2 separate regions of the Mus musculus genome follow, and region 2 is linked to region 1. A link is a loop called in an ENCODE intact Hi-C map of the cell type or tissue named here. Cell type or tissue: heart. All regions are shown on one strand.

Evidence for each region. Hi-C counts contacts between places; a loop is a spot of excess contacts. Peaks named below come from ENCODE experiments on the same cell type or tissue, not always from the same donor. Only the 100,000 strongest peaks of a DNase experiment are listed, where the experiment ranks them.
Region 2: it touches region 1 in a loop (6-fold over the local background); 9 of 42 quality-filtered maps call a loop at or near these places.

Annotation. Positions count from the first base shown.
Region 1 is chr2:133,017,613-133,022,612 of GRCm38, forward strand. No RefSeq gene overlaps it. Among named protein-coding and RNA genes, the nearest start is that of Fermt1, 74 kb to the left of the region's middle. In heart, a CTCF peak has its summit at 3,019 (motif pointing right); no DNase peak of the experiment used is centred here.
Region 2 is chr2:134,485,237-134,490,236 of GRCm38, forward strand. No RefSeq gene overlaps it. Among named protein-coding and RNA genes, the nearest start is that of Gm52526, 40 kb to the right of the region's middle. In heart, no CTCF peak of the experiment used is centred here; no DNase peak of the experiment used is centred here.

The sequences.
Region 1 (5,000 bases):
TAGCTGCATATGTATCAAAAGATGGCCTAATTGGCCATCACTGGAAAGAGAGGCCCATTGGACTTGCAAACTTCATATGCCCCAGTACAGGGGAACGCCAGGGCCAAAAAGGGGGAGTGGGTGGTTAGGGGATTGGGGGTGGGTGGGTATTGGGGACTTTTGGGATAGCATTGGAAATGTAAGTGAGGAAGATACCTAATAAAAAATTAAAAAAAAAATCTCCCAGATGAAAATTCATCCCCATGAGTGAAGCTGATATCATGGGTTGTATGTCTCTTTGAGACAGTGACATTTAATTTGATCTTGGAAAACTGGTAGTATTTATGTTACTGTACATAGACTTAGAAAGAAAAGCAGGCAATCGCCAGGTTTTGGTTACTAAGTGAGAGGTTTTTTAGAAGAACAGATACAGAGCAATCAGAAATAAAATAGCCTGGGAGAGAGAGAGAGAGAGAGAGAGAGAGAGAGAGAGAGAGAGAGAGAGAGAGAGAGAGATATGAACCTGGCTGGGTAGAGAGGTTGTGTGAATCTGGGAGGAGTTGGGGAAGGGACGACATAATCAAAATATATTGGATGGAAAAAATTTTAAATAAAAAATCGGAAATAAAGCTATTCAGACTGTAGAGTGTTAAAGGCTCCATTTAGAGTTGAGATGCAAAGGCATCAGGGATAGATGAGAAGCCTTCAACAGAGAGGACTGGACAAGTGAAATGCTTTAATCTAGCAGGCGCCTGGCAGGGGAGGGGGGAGCTGCAGCCTGTTAGGAAGTGTAGCAAAAGGAGACAACACTGGCAGTGTTCGTCATGAGCTATCCTGGGGCTGAGGACCTTTCAGTAACAAATCTCGAGTATTTCCCATCTCAACAGCAAATGCTTACCAGTGGTTCTCAAGTCTCACGTGTATCAGAGTCACCTAGGGGACGTTAGACTTCTATAGGCCGGTCCTTTCCTGCTTGGACCAGCCAGGTTCTCTGTGCTTGAGCTTTCCAAGTGAGCCTGATAATTCATCAGAGTGTCAAAGGCACACAAGTCACGCGCAGTGATCGGAGCATTCTGGTTTTCTTCAGACCCTCCCTGAGGACCCCAGGCCCTAAATACCATTGATTCCTTTAACTCCCCTATTCTAACTTCACTCTCACCGAGCATCCTTAGCCAGTCAGGTACAGCACACAACAAGCAACAATCTCAAATCTGTCTCTCCCATGACAATGGTTTCTTGTTGTCAGCTTCTACGACATCTTTGAGCTTCTTTAACATGGCCATCTTGGGGACAGTGGTCACCAAGGTGGTCTCGTCAGAATAGGAACATCCAAATCATGACACACTGCATCGGCAGTGGAGATAAAAAAAAAAAGCTCAGCCTTAGTTTTTGCTTTCCTGTCAGTTTTCACAATGAAAGTAATATCGTCCCTTACCTGTTACTGTTATTTTTATCTCAGCATGGCTTTTCAGTGTTTCAAAAGAAAACACATCCTCCCTCAAAAGAAAATATATACAGATGAAGGAAGATTCTTCAGTGAAAAGAAATGGACAGTTGACTTCTTCCACAATGGTCCCTGAGCCTTGTGGGGAAGAGGGTGTGATGTAGATATTCTATTTGAGGCTGGGATCGTCATGTACTTAGTCTCTGCACTTGCTTTCTGTCAAGGCAAACAGGAAGGCACTATAATTCAGAAACGCATCTATGTAGAAGCATTCACCAAATTTAATTTGTACTCTAAATTCTGAACAAATCTTTTAATAAAAGTAACAGCTCAGATGGATCCTACATAGAAGCTAGTTGGGTGGTAATATGTTTAATAGCGTCCCCTATAAAATGATTTACTGGTCTATTAAGCAAGATACAGACAGGGTGGAAGGTATAATATGCTCCGAGAAAAACAAACACACAAAAAAAATAAACCAAACCAAACCAACAACAAGAAGGAGGTCTAATTTTAAAATCACTTTGTCTTATCAGATCACAGCCAGGCAAAGTGAAAAAACTGGAAAATCTATAGAAAGAAGTTAGGGGTGGAGTCTCTGATTCTAAGTCTTAAGCTTTGACTATGGATGGCAGTACTGGTGCTGCAATTCCCTCCCAAATTGTTGTTGCTATTAGAGATCTGGACTGGGGGAGGTGGAGACCATAGAGCCTTACCTAGAAGGCAGTCCAGAGAGGCAGGGAGTGGGAGCCCGTGCAGCCACAAAGCAAAGCTGCAAAGGCAGATGCGAGGTTTTTGCAACATTTTAATACTGAATTCTAAACTAGAAATTGCCCACCCTAGCCATCTCTGTCATGCATTTATGTGTCCCCCATCCCCAGCACCTGATGTTCTCTGTCACTCTGCTGGTTAAAGCTATAGGTGTTGGGATGATGGCTTTAACCTTTGAACATTTATAGAACAGAATCTCTGAGCAGTCTTGTGAAGCAACGGGAGATATGAAAATCTTATCCCTAAAAAGGCCTTCTGAAAACATCTGGTTGTAAGTCAGAGTGTTCGATGAGAATTATGAACATGGAGCAGGATGGAGGGAGGAATGGAGAACAGGTAGGCACCACCTTGGCTTTAAACCCTAGTGGTAGCCAGCTGTGTTCCAGTGTTACGAAGGTTAGCTCGGATCAGGAAGAGAGCAATTCATTTTCACCTGAAATGTAAGGGGGGAAAATACTAGAATATACTTTCTATAGATGGAATTCAGCCAGGGCACTGGGCATAATGCTTCTGACCCTAAACAATTAAGGTGCCTTTAAAGGCTGCTCAAACGGGATGAAATTGGACACCTCCTGTAGTGTGTTTAGTGCTGAAGCTTGAGCACGTTCATCCCCAAGCTTCCCTGTCAAGATGTATTTTTCCCTTGAAGCTCATTTTGAATTGATTTTAGCTAACGTGAGGGCAATGGGGTCCTCAGCTTGCTCCTCAGAACCCGTAAGCCTCGTGTCTTAAGATCGCAGACCATGCCTTTGGTTTTCTGATGAGAACTGAGATGTCTGCCTTTTTTGCTTGCTTAGTGGAAACAGTGGAAATGACTGCTTCCAGCAGAGGGCGCCCTTACTCAGCGGATTGCCCTGGATTCAGAATTACTTGGTGCTATTGAACCGCACTGGGTAACAGCTTTTGCTCCTGAAGGCTTTGCAGTTCAGCTTGTTTTTGGCAAGTCATTTATCCCTAAGGTGTTAAAGTGTTAAGAAGGCTTGTTCCAATGTTTTCCATAGTTGGCTAAGTGATAAACTGTACTATTAATGAGGGTGGTAGCAGATCATAAAGTGGGTTACCTAAATATCTGCTGATTTTATTTACTCATAAATCTCATAAATATTGGTAGGACGTTTTCTGTGTGCAAGGCATGGAAATGGGGAGAGGAGGATGGAGTGACCCTCAATCAAATCTCCCCCCAAAGAAGCTACCAACACACAAAGAGAGTAAGACAGAAATGCAGGGAGAGAAAATGCAAGCATGCGCATACGTATGTGTGTGCATATCCCATGCACTATACTTCTAATAATAATGCATGCTTATTAGAAGTAATGATGTCGCCGATAGTCAGGGTTGGGAGGCAGACGTCTTTCTGCTTCCTGTTGTTGATGGCAGAGAGAACAGCCGATTTGTTTTGAAAGTGTTTTAACTTCTGCCAAAATGGATTTGCTCAGGCCTTCCCTCCTTCTGCTTTTAATCCCGGGTTCTATTTTAAGAGGGAATTCATCTGTATGTTGCAATTTGATCCTAAAATTTAAAGATAGGTGATTTGGAAAATTAAATCTAAAGATAGGTTTGTTCACTCCCTCAGTGTTTTCTAAAGCCTTCCAATTTCCTGTGTAAAGAGGAACCATGGTGGTAGACTCCCAATTTCCTGTGCAAAGAGGAACCATGGTGGTAGATACTCTTCCTCCCAGAGGAAATCTAGAATGAGATTTGAAAGTGGCAAAATTGTTTAATATTTTCATGTTGGGGTGTTGGCAGATGTAAATATAGATGCACGTTTTGTCTTGGTCTCTGCGTCAGTGAAAACTTCCAAAGTGGGTCCTGGAATTCTGTGTTATCTTAGCAAGCTCTGCCCTGGGCTGGGGGATATAGCAGGAGGCACTAGGATCCTCTGGAAACAAACAGGCATATCCCAGTGACCTGACCTGGCTACATGTTCTGTCACTGTCCTGCTATGGAGAGACTAAAGTGGCCCAGTGTGGCATGCTCTCCCCATGTGACTGTAGGTCCAGAGGCCTGCTGCAGTTTGCCCATCTCCAGGACACCATCTAAGGTTAGCACTTGAGTGTCCAGCCCAGACCCCGTGCCTGGGCCTGCCCTACACACTCTTAGGTGCTACAGTGCTGTTGGGGAGGCACACTGCTTTGGAGTTTATGTATCTTCTAGCAACTTACACATCAGGGCAGACAGGAAATGGGATACAAACTTCAGTCCCTTGTCTCAAGGTTGGAGTCAGTTCTGTGATGTAACTCATGGTCCAGCACTCTCTCTTGAGTCAGGTTAAAGGGAGAGTCCAGTGGAGTCTGCCTTCTCCTTGCCTCTGCCTGTTCTGTCCACCTTCACCCACTTCCTTACCCAGAGGGTGCTCTGGGTGTACCTGGAGTTCAAACGCTGCTCTTGTGAGACCTCACCGGAGACAGGATCTCTTTAGACTTGGAAGGGCAAAGACTCTTCTTCAGTCAATATGACCTGCTGGTTGCTCGTGTGCAGTTGACATCTTCTCCCTGTAAGAGAGCAGATGTGCCAAGTGGCTATGAGCTCCAGCCTGTTCTTGTTTAGTGATAAACATTTTTTTTCCAGCGAGTGGTTTAAGAATGTGAGCCAGTCAGGGCTGGAGGAATGGCTCAGAAGTTAAAAGCACTGACAGATCTCGCAGAAGCCTGGGTATGGTTCTTGCATCCACACGTTGGTTCACAACCACCCATAACTCCTGTTCTAGGGAAATCAATATCCTCTTCTGATCCCTGTGGGCATCCGGAACACACGTGGTACACATACACATGTGCAGGAAAACACTCATAAACACACACACACACAC
Region 2 (5,000 bases), 1.5 Mb after region 1:
GGCGATTTTCAATCAAACTACTGTCTCCCCCAAAACATTAAGCAACACCTTTGCCCCTCTTATTTCGAGACAAACTCGCAGGTAGAACTCTATTCTAGGGTCTCTTTGAAGCTGTTCTCCAAAACCATCTGACTTCCTGGTGTCTCTTGAAAGTGGTTCCCTAGTAAACGACATGGGTTCCATCTTCATAGGGATAAAGTGCTCCTGGGTACCCCCACTATGGACACTTGCCTCACTGTGCCTGTCAAACAGTGGCACTGAAACCAATGTTCAAAGGAAATAGCACTGTGGCCAAATATTTTAGCCTTGTCCTCAACCCAAATGACCATAAAGTGTTAGCTAGTCTAATGCTTTCCCCCCTTTGTGTGTTTCCTTTGCCTTCTTCCTACAGCCTTGGGTTAAGCTGGAGGTGGCAATTATAGCACAAGCAAAGGAGAAACAAAGGTGACAGTAATGGCGAAAGGAAACAGCCAAGGAGGATTGGCGAAAGTGTGCAAGTGATCAAATGTGGTTAGTCCTTCAGCAGGGGGATGAGGGGCCAGTCTCCTGAAGTAAAAACTCCACAACATTTTAAGACAATAATTTGCTTAACTGTGATAATTAGTAGACCTAGTTAATCAATTTCATACACATTAGGACATTTTTCCCGAATCTGTCACTCTCTAAAACATTACTCCAAACTGAAATCGCTCCTTTAAAAAATATTTTAAAAGATCTCCTTCGCTCCTTTGCTCTTTCTTTGAACCATTAAAGTTATTATATAGCAAGGAGCAATTTGCAATAATTTACCTCTCCCAAAATAATAATAATAAGGTAGCTATGTACCCTGTGTGTTTGATTTAAGTAAAAGGCTTTCCCTTCCAGGACCTCACGAATGCACAAGGTTCAATTTCTGCAGAGCGCTAATGAACAGGCTGCTCTCCCAGCCCAGGCCCCTGCACAGAATGACTTCATTCAGGGCTACTGCTCGCGCATGGAAAGTGTTGGTTAAAAATCCCACAGAGTTCAGACGACCTTTTGCTAACTTCCCCCGCCTCTTATTTGTCTTTCTGGTCTAAGCCAGGAGTAACATAAATATTCATCAGCTGATGCTGGTAGCTGTGAAGTTATGAATGAGGCCACACGGCTTAGTTCTGACCCCATCCACAATTTGGAAGCTTCTCCCTACAGCTCCCAGGCAAAGGACACTTGCTGAACTCCTTGCTTCATACTAGAAAGCTTTTACAGATTCAGTCCCTTTTCCCTTTAAAGCTCTAAGAAGAAACGCTGTCTACTTAATGTTTACTCGGGGTTTATAGAAGAAAAACACCACCACTCTGCCAAGCTTTAAACTTTTAGAAGCCTTGTCATGACAGGAGCACGTGTCAAATCATCAGTGGGTCTAAGGATGGATGCCACTGTGGCAGGATCTTTCTATTGCATTGTGGCAAGGTCTCTTTTATATCAAATTCCAGACAGATACCTGGGGCACTTCTTGTTCAAAGAGCAGAGAAAATAGCCACGGCTTTGATCTCTGTCTACTGCTTGGCTAATTATCCAGACAGGTGTTCAAAAAGGATGTTGAAAGGTCTTGAATAACAGCACATCAAACAAGTCCTCTGTGCTGAGACAAAGTGGGGGAGAGAGGAGAAGGCACTGTGAAGCCTGACAGAGGCCTGCAGTGTAATTAGTCTTTCTTTAATGCGTATTTCCCACAAATTACCGCTTTTTAATATGGACTCTTAATTTTCCAGCTTCCGGCTCAAAGGAATTTTGCTATAAAGCTGAGTATGAATTTTGGGAGCAAGAGGCTATGGTGGTGTTAGGAACCCACCATCCAGTTGTGACTAAACCAGAAGTCAACATGCATTCATAGAAGTGGCTAAGTTTGTCAACATACAACATTCTGCTTTCGACATTGCTTTGCTAAAACTCAACATTTGGTCTTTCCTTGTCTCTAGGGAAACAATGCCAGTGTTAAATATTCATTGGATAAATCTAGAACTTAAGGGGCATTGATAGGAAGTGTCACTACAAGTGCCACACATAGAAAAGGCTTCCTGGAACTATTCTGGGCTATGTGCTACGAGCTTTGAACTATTCATACAGATCAGTATTTCTCACTGTCAAGGCCCTGTGTTTTTTCTAGGTTTTACCGCTTGCTGTATCTGACAGTGGAAATAATTGTCTAGACCACAGAACCAGAGAGATGGGGAACAGGATCTCAGGTGTTCAAATGAGGACCAGATCTTAAGCTGGCAAGAGACCTGGCTGGAACAGATACTCATAGCCAGATTCCTGTCTCTGTCTCCATCCTGGAGTCTACCCTTGCCAAGACCAGAACAGGAGCCAGAGGCAAGTATTCAACTATATTCTCTATGGCTCCAGTCCTTACCAGAGCAAGGCTGATGGAGAGCCATTGGAGGGAGTCACAGGGAATGACCTGCAGAAAAACTACCCAGGAGACAGCAATGATGGATTGTCATGCATACCCAGAGACAGCTGGAAAGCCAGCTGAGTTAGCAAAGGCAAAAAAAAAAATCCCACATTTTCTCTCCCTCTATCCCTTGCCCAACACTGAACATTTCAACCTAGGAGTAATACCAAGCAGAATTAGTTGTTGATCTTCCTATGAAACTCTATTTTTATAGTGTCATATATGATCACAATGTCAAAAGTATTTCATTTAAATACTCCTTGCTTTTTTGGTGTCAAGAAAGAAAGTGGCTTGACAGATAGTGACCTACAAAATCTGATGACAGATGATTCCATTTCTCGGCCTTGAGTATAATCAGCGAACTCAATGGAGCAGACTTCAGTTCGGCTGAGGCCCACCACAAACACAGTTCACAGTCCCAGGGTGGCGTTAGGACTTGAAGGCTCCATTATGCCAGCTATTTTCAGCTCTTCTGGGAGTTCCCTTCACTGTTTGCTGGTCCCGAGGGCCTTCTCCCATGTACCTCCTTTGCTTCATATAGTGCCTTCAGCCACTCTTGTGGAAGCCACAGTTACTCAACTTTAAAGTTGGGAATTTTTTTAAGTAATACTTACCTGAAATGTATACCTTTATTTATACTGATTAAAAGAGTTATTCTGGGGATTTGCATAAATAGATTTTTCATTTCTTATAACTCAATCTTGTTTTTATTATCTTGAAGCTTATCAATTATCACTGATTCTGCTACTGTCAGTAGACTGACCTTGGGTAAGTTTCTTAAACTGCAAATGAACGGGAAAGAATTGGGAGCTCTCATAGTGGCCACAGAATCCCAGCCCTCCCCTCTGTCATGTTATTATCCAAGGCTTTCATAATAAGTACCTGGACTGGGGAAAGTAATTAACTTCTTAAATCAAGTCAGCAGCAGATGGGTTTCACCAAACCACAGGCCTCAATGTTAAATTTATGGGATTGAGTTAGGCACACCAAAGAAGAAACCAAACAAGATGGTACATTTGAAAGAATGAGCAATTTGCTTTGCTACATCTCCATCATGCCATGATGTCAAATTGACAAGCTCATTCTGGGTCGCTGATGGGAGACTGGGCAAACAAAGAAAAAGATGACTTAGGGAGACCTCAGGCAAGCTCCTGCACAATGTAATTTTACGTTGTCACAGGATGTTGCATTCCTGCACAATGTAATTTTACGTTGTCACAGGATGTTGCATTCACAAGGCACCGCAAGATTACCATCAGAGAACACATGCATCCTCCTTTGGTATGTATCGATGGGGAAATAATTCTAGAACCTTCACAGAAACTAGGTTGCACAGGTGTTGAAGCCTCTTTGATAAAATGGCATAGGGTTTGCACATAAACTACACTTACCGTCTAATATATTTAAACCCATCTCTAGATTACTAAGAACATGATAAAATATGTAGGCTTTATAATCATTGTACTGTAGTATTTATGGATGAAGGCAAGAAAAACTGTGCATGCATCCAATGTAGGCACAGTCTTGTTTGGCCTAAGGTGTTTGAATCCATGAGTAGGGAACCCACCAATACAGATGGTTGATTGTATGTTTCCAAAATTTCTTTTTTTAAATGGAAATATAGCCAGAAAACAGTTGGTTTGTAAAATGGTACAAAGAGGGAGTTGCCAGGCTCAATGCACACATATACCAGTACAGAGTGCCAAGTTAAACTTGAATTTCACATAACAAGTGATATTTTGAAGGCATGTCCAAAACATTGCTCAGGATATATTTTCACTACAAATTTCATTGTTCCTATAGAGTATCTACTGTTTTGAAGCCAGTAAAGTCATCATACATTGGGAACAGCAATAGTTCTGCTTTTCCCTATTCACAATACTGAGGATCCAGAGGGTCCCATATTCATTAGTAGCTCTTCTTCCCGACCACATATGGCAGGTCAAGAAACAAATAAGTGGCCCATATGAGTTATGTTTCCTTATTATCTTGAGTGGGAGATGGAAAAAAAAATAAGTGAAGTTTTCTTCACTACAAATACAGTAGAGATGAGCCCAAGGAATGCCAGACAGCTGAATGTCTGACTAGGGGAGGCTACTGGTTCTGTGACTCGAAAGCACCAAGGCAACAACACTCTAGAGGAACAAGACTGGAAGATCCAAAGTGTTATTCCTGCTTTCAAACCACATTACCTCAAACCCTGCAGCACCATGCCATTGCTACAGCTTGGGGATTTGCCTATTCTTCTGGTTTTTCTTTGGCATGCACCCTTTCTCTGACTTAGTTCAAACTGTGTCTTACTGCCAACAAATCACCATGAGTTCTAACATCTCACCTGGGCATCATTTGTCATGCTGAAGTATGATTTTCTCAGAAGCACTGAAGATCTATTGATTTTGCATCTTATTTTGAGATGACTCCAGCATGGCTGCCGTGCATCACATCCCTTCGCCCTACTTACATGGCTAGAGAATTCTTTCTCTGGCCCGTATCAAGAATGCATATGACACATGGATACATGACTGACATGCTCTAGGGATGCAAAAATTCTCTCACTTAGTTGAATTTCTGTTGCTTATCAAAT